2 separate regions of the Homo sapiens genome follow, and region 1 is linked to region 2. The links are chromatin contacts, found by Hi-C in ENCODE. All regions are on one chromosome and are shown on one strand. Each heading gives the region's core, a stretch centred on a gene start or an enhancer-like site at or near the end of the contact. The rest is flanking DNA. Distances are from core to core; before and after follow the strand shown. Region 1 holds the start of SPOPL (speckle type BTB/POZ protein like). Region 2 has its middle 15 kb from the start of CXCR4.

The links. Hi-C counts contacts between places; a loop is a spot of excess contacts on that map. Pooled maps may share reads with other maps.
Region 1: a pooled map shows a loop between it and region 2 (7-fold over the local background). The contact joins the promoter of SPOPL here to the enhancer-like site in region 2. A Hi-C loop is called at or near these places in 6 of 50 pooled maps.

Annotation. Positions count from the first base shown.
Region 1 is chr2:138,500,348-138,503,047 of GRCh38, forward strand. It overlaps SPOPL (speckle type BTB/POZ protein like), which reads left to right and starts at 1,423. Exons shown (of 11, transcript NM_001001664.3): 1 at 1,423-1,772. It overlaps SPOPL-DT (SPOPL divergent transcript), which reads right to left and starts at 1,348. Exons shown (of 2, transcript NR_187149.1): 1 at 972-1,348; 2 at 1-533. RefSeq lists silencers at 1,319-1,858, 2,059-2,108.
Region 2 is chr2:136,131,695-136,134,394 of GRCh38, forward strand. No RefSeq gene overlaps it. Among named protein-coding and RNA genes, the nearest start is that of CXCR4, 15 kb to the left of the region's middle. Within about 2 kb of position 1,282, at least 11 of the 41 ENCODE cell types and tissues checked have a DNase peak (open chromatin) inside an H3K27ac peak, as active enhancers do.

The DNA.
Region 1 (2,700 bases), core at 173-2,672, 2.4 Mb after region 2:
TAATGTAGTATTAATTTGAAATGAGGGGGATCTGCCTGTCCAGTATTCAAATCCCAGTAACCTCTGGATGAATTACTTGCCATTTCTAGTTCTTGTCGCTTAATTTTAAGATGGAAATTTCTACGTTGAAGTTTTAGAGAGGTTGTTGAGAGAACAGAGACGATACAAGTCCATGCTTAGAATACTCAGTACATAGCAAAATAATAAATATTTTCCCTCTGCCCTCTCTCTTTTCTTGGAAAGCCAGGTAAGCAATGAGAAGTTGGTTTATGGCCAGGTGTGGTGGTTCACGCCTGCAAATCCCAGCACTTTGGGAGACCAAGGTGGGAGGATCCCTTGAGCTCAGGAGTTCGAGATCTGCTTGGGCCACATAGCAAGACCTCGTCTCCACAAAAAATTAAGATTACCTGGGCGTGGCACATTCCTGTAGTCCCAGCTACGGGAGGCTGAGTTGGGAGGATCACTTTAGCCTAGGAGGTCGAGGCTGCAGTGAGCTGTGATGGCACCACTGCACTCCAGCCTGGGTGACAGCCCTGTCAAAAACAAAACAAAACAAAAATTGCTGACGTATGCACAGTTAAAGCAAAAAGAGTTGGGATCCTTGAATGACGTTCATGTCTGTTCTGGCAAAGCCGGGATTGTTGGTCCCCCAAACTTCTTTAAAGAAGTTTACTCCTGGTAGCTCGATTAAGTATCTTTGTCCCATGGCCGTGGGGAATAAAAAGTTCAGTTGTCACCCCCTTTTTAAACTAAATGTCCGAAGAGACAAGGCAATCCCATCCTCTCTTCACACATTTGTGCAGGTGCAGCTTTATTTCCCACCGTGCGGTCCCAGGAGGCCGCCTGGTCTTCTGCGCTCACTTCCTAGGCATCCCTGGCCGCCCCTCGGCAGCCTCTCCTTCTGGCCTGAGACTTCCAGCTGAGCCTCATCCCCTCCACCTGAAAACTGCTCCATGGGGCACTTCATCTACCTGGAAAGTTCTCGATTTCCAACTGGAGCCTGTATACTGCTGGTTGTGTCTCAGCAGTTATTACAGCTCTGGGCTTACAACGGGAGCTTAGCAAAAGTTCCACCCTGGCTTCCTAGACTGCTACAGCTCCAAGAAAAATCCTGTGCGCACAAACGGCCGCCGCCTTTGGCGTCTCCCGCGGATTAGACCAGTTAGGAGGTCTCAGTAGGCTTTTAGGCAGGACAAGTTTTACGCCTGGCCAAATAAGGGTCAGACTAAGCAAGGCGCCTCCGTGCGCCTAGCCAGAGCGGTGCCGGCTGCGGAACCTGCCCCGCCGGGAGCCTAGTGCCATGCAGCAGCGGCGGCGGTGGCGGCTTCCCAAGCGCGGCGGCAAATCCGGGCCCGCCCGGAAGTGCCCGGCGCTGTAGGAGGGAGCAAGGGCCCAGGAGCCGCCGCCGCCGCCGCCGCGCGCACGCGCCCTCGCGGGCTGGAGCCGGGGCTGGAGTCGTAACTCGGAAGCCGGAGCCCAGACGGGCCCGCGGCGGGGGGGTGGGGGCTGCGCGGGGGCGGGAGTGGCGGAGGTGGCCGCCCCTGGCGGCGGGTTTGTTTATCCCGGGGAAGAAGTTTAGGAGCGGGAGATAGGGAAGGAGGGCGGGTCGGGGAGGAGGGATGCGGTTCGGCGGAGGCGGCCGCCACAGGGACTTGCCGCCATCACCCCTGCTGCCACCACCGCAGCCTCGGGCTCCCAGGGCGGACACGGCCACCGCCTCAGCGGGAGAGGAGTCTCCACCAGGACTGACCGCTGCCGCCCAGCACGTCCAGGTAGGCGCCCCTTCCCCTCCCCCCAGTCCCCGCGGCAGCCCCAGGCGCTTGCTCCCCTCCCCCGGCTCTCCGTAGACCGGCGGCCTCCTGCTCGCGCCTCACTGCGCCCTCTGCTCTCTGGGTCCCGGACCCCTGCTCGGGCGGCGAGCTCCGGCCTGCTCTGGGGACTACCTCCCACGCCCCCGGACCGCCCTTCCCTCGCGCGGCGGCACCACTTTCCCCGGGGTTGCCCCCAATCCCTCCTTGATTTCCCAGCCTCCACCTTCCAGGATCCCCTTTAGTTTTACCCCCGGGCCTCGCCCCTTCTTTTCCTCTGGCTTCTCTCCTCCTCTATACCTGTATACCTCCACACCTGCCCCTTTTTACCTGAGTGCTGCCCAAAGGCAGAAACTGCATGCTCTGCCACCGCGCAGCGTCCACTTTCATACCTCCTCATCCCAAATACAGACACTTGAAACTCTCGTCCCTGTTAGCCCATTTTAGGCAGAGTTCTCAGCTTCGCAGACCGCTCACTACCTCCAGTCCGGTGGTCATGCCTTTAACCTCTCTTTAACCTGCTTTCTAATACATTTTTGCTCACTTATACCAGAGTACATCAAGCTAACCGCGCGGTTCGGGGTCCAAGTCTTCAAAGAGCCCACTTGTATTCCTGCTGCTCTCCTTTTTCCTAATTCTTTTTGAGTCAATGTATTTGTATATTGATTCAACATAAAAGAAAAGGGAAGGTAGCATTTTCTCTCTCAAAGCAGTCACACAACCCAGTAGAAATAAGATTCACCATCTGCTTATCCTAACTTTCGCTTGTCTCTTTCCTGACTGAACTCTGTCATTCAGTGATTCTTTCCAGGCTTCTGATGCTTTGTCTATTTTTGAATAATCTTGGGCCTAGTTTGACCCATTGTGGTACTCACTTTCCCACTTGCAATTG
Region 2 (2,700 bases), core at 32-2,531:
GGTGGTTCATGAAACTTTGTGGTTGTTAAAAGTGATCTTCATGTTCCGCAGAGGAAAGGCAGCCCTAAAGGGAATACAGTTTTTGTCTGGTGCCCAGAGCCTATCTACCCCTACTTGGGCTGCCAGAGAGTGGAGCTTGGGACACGACCAGTGTGGAATAGGATGGAAAAAATATTTCTCTGTACACTGATCACCACACTGCTTGCAGCAGGGAGCTATCAACCGAGAACCAACTACATAAGGGGGTTGTTATTTGTGGAGGAGCTTTCAGGTCCTCTAAACCTACCTCCCACTCTCGGCAGGAATCCCTTATAGAACCTCCCTGTGGGATGAACGTTAGCTTGGCCCTGATCCCTGCATTAACAGGTAGCGCTGTTTACTATAAAGTAAATTCAGATTCCAGGACCTCCACCTTGGTTGTTTCTGATTTGGCAGGGTTGGGGCGGGGCTTTGAGCATTCGCCTTTTCAAATAATGCTCGAGGTGATTCTGATGTCAGCCAGAGTTGAGAGAGAAGATTGTTATGAAAGGACACAAATACCTCATCACGGTGCTTTTTGTTTGTGAAGTGCTCACTAAGGCGTGAACAGCGTCATGGTGGGGCTCCTGCAGGCTTTATATTTATACCCCGTTTCTTATTTCTCACACCCACTCTGGTAGATAGATCCCTATTTCAAAAATGAGTGAATTAGGGTTCAGGGAAGTGAAACCTGTGTGCCGGCTGGGGACTGACAGTTGGAACCCCAATGTACAAATGAAACCAGGGAACAGTGGGTGTGACGAGCACTTGAGGAGCGACAGAGAGTTATGACCTCGAACCCACAAGTGAGACTGCAAACACAAGTAGGTGGGAGCCCAGCGGCAGGAGACTGACACTGCTGGAATCAGGGAGGGGGCAGTGCTGTTTAAGAGCTTCTGACACACTCAGTTCCTCCCTTCATCCTAAGAGACCTGGGCTCACTAGCAGAGGGGCTTTGGCAAGTTACTTGATGGATTAGGGCCTCAGTTTCTTCATCTGTGAAGTGGAGATAATAATAGTGCCTGCCTCCTGCTGCAAGTCTAGTCATCAGTATCATCAACATTGGTGGTACACCTGCTGGGTACCAGTCCTGGGGTGGGCGTGCTCCTCTCTAGAAGATAAAAGCCCATATAGAGACTATGGTGGAAGGAGCAGGACAAGAGAATCAGAAGCTCACCTCATTCTTAATGTGAAGAGACATTAAGATCAGGAAAGCCAGATGCTTGATGTTCTCTCTCATACCCATAGCAGATGGGTGCCTCACTGGGTTCCCCCAGAAGCTGATGGTGAGCAGGGGGGTGGCAGCCACTTTTATTTTCTCTTTTCTTTTCTTGTCTTCTTTTCTTTTCTTGGATCTTACTCTGTCACCCAGGCTAGAGTGCAGTAGTGTGAGTATGGCTTATTGCAGCCTTTAACTCCTGGGCTCAAGCAACCCTCCTGTCTCATCCTCCTAAGTAGGTGGGACTACAGGTGTGTGCCACCATGCCCAGCTAATTTTTGTTGTAGAGATGGGGTCTCACTCTATTGCCCAGGCTGGTCTTGAACTCCTGGCCTCAAGCAATCCTCCTGCCTCAGTCTCCCAAAGTGCTGTGATTGCAGGTGTGAGCCACTGCACTCAGCCAGCAGCCACCCATTTCTTACAGCTGCTCCAGTGTGAGGGGGTAACAAAAGGCTGCTTTCAAGGCAGCAGCCCAGCCCCCATGTTTCCTGCCTGGTCCCTGAGGAGTGCACAAGTGATCAGGAGAGATTCTTCTTTTGGTCACAGGGATCTTAATGATCACTGGGACTTGGGCTGTTTAAGATGTCACTTAGAAGTTCAAATCTACTTCCAGATGGCTTCCAAGCGAGGGATGGCCTCTACAGTGAGGCCAATCATGTGGTATATTCTTACCTAAGTGGGCCTTGCTGCCCTGCACAATGGCATCTCGGCCCATGGGCCAGCCTCGTAAGGTCTTTAAACCTATGACCACCAGGTGATCTTCTCTGGGGAGCAGCAGAACTTCCATGAGTCTGTCCAGGGATCTTATTTAGAGATGAGTCATACTTTTCTACGCTGTCAGCTCTAGGTTGAAGTAGAATGTACCAGCAACAGACTAGGATGACCTCGCAGCTAGCTGTCCATAGGAATACACCTCTTCTTTCTTCCAACCTCTCAGTTTCCTGGCGTTTCCTCTAAGTTAATGTCTTGCTAGAATGGTTTGAGTTGACATTAACTGTCTGCTATGTTTTATGCAGCACATGGCCACCTACCAAGTGGCACTTTCCATTTTGGGTATGGGGAGCAGGGTATATTTTATACCTCCAATCCCATTGTTCTTTATGAATCTTTGTTCCTTCACCCCTCACTTCCCAAATCGATCACTTTGCTTCTTGATTATGATATCCCTGTGGGTGAACCCGTAGATAGCAGAAACTGAGCTGTCTCTGCTGTTGATAATTTTAGCTCTTCTTGGAACTCCTTTCTTTTTGCAAATGCCAACCAGGTGTCCCCAAGTAAGAGATGATACTTGTTTGTTTGGTAAAGGCACCCAGATAAGAAGAGTCAGAATGAACAGCTCCAAAAGAGAAGTGGTTTCCTCGGTCACCGACTCACCACATTAAACATTCACCCTGGCTCACTGTCTGAAATGAGTCAGTGGTCCTTTCAGAATTCCCTTTACAACAGTGTTTCAAAGAAATCTG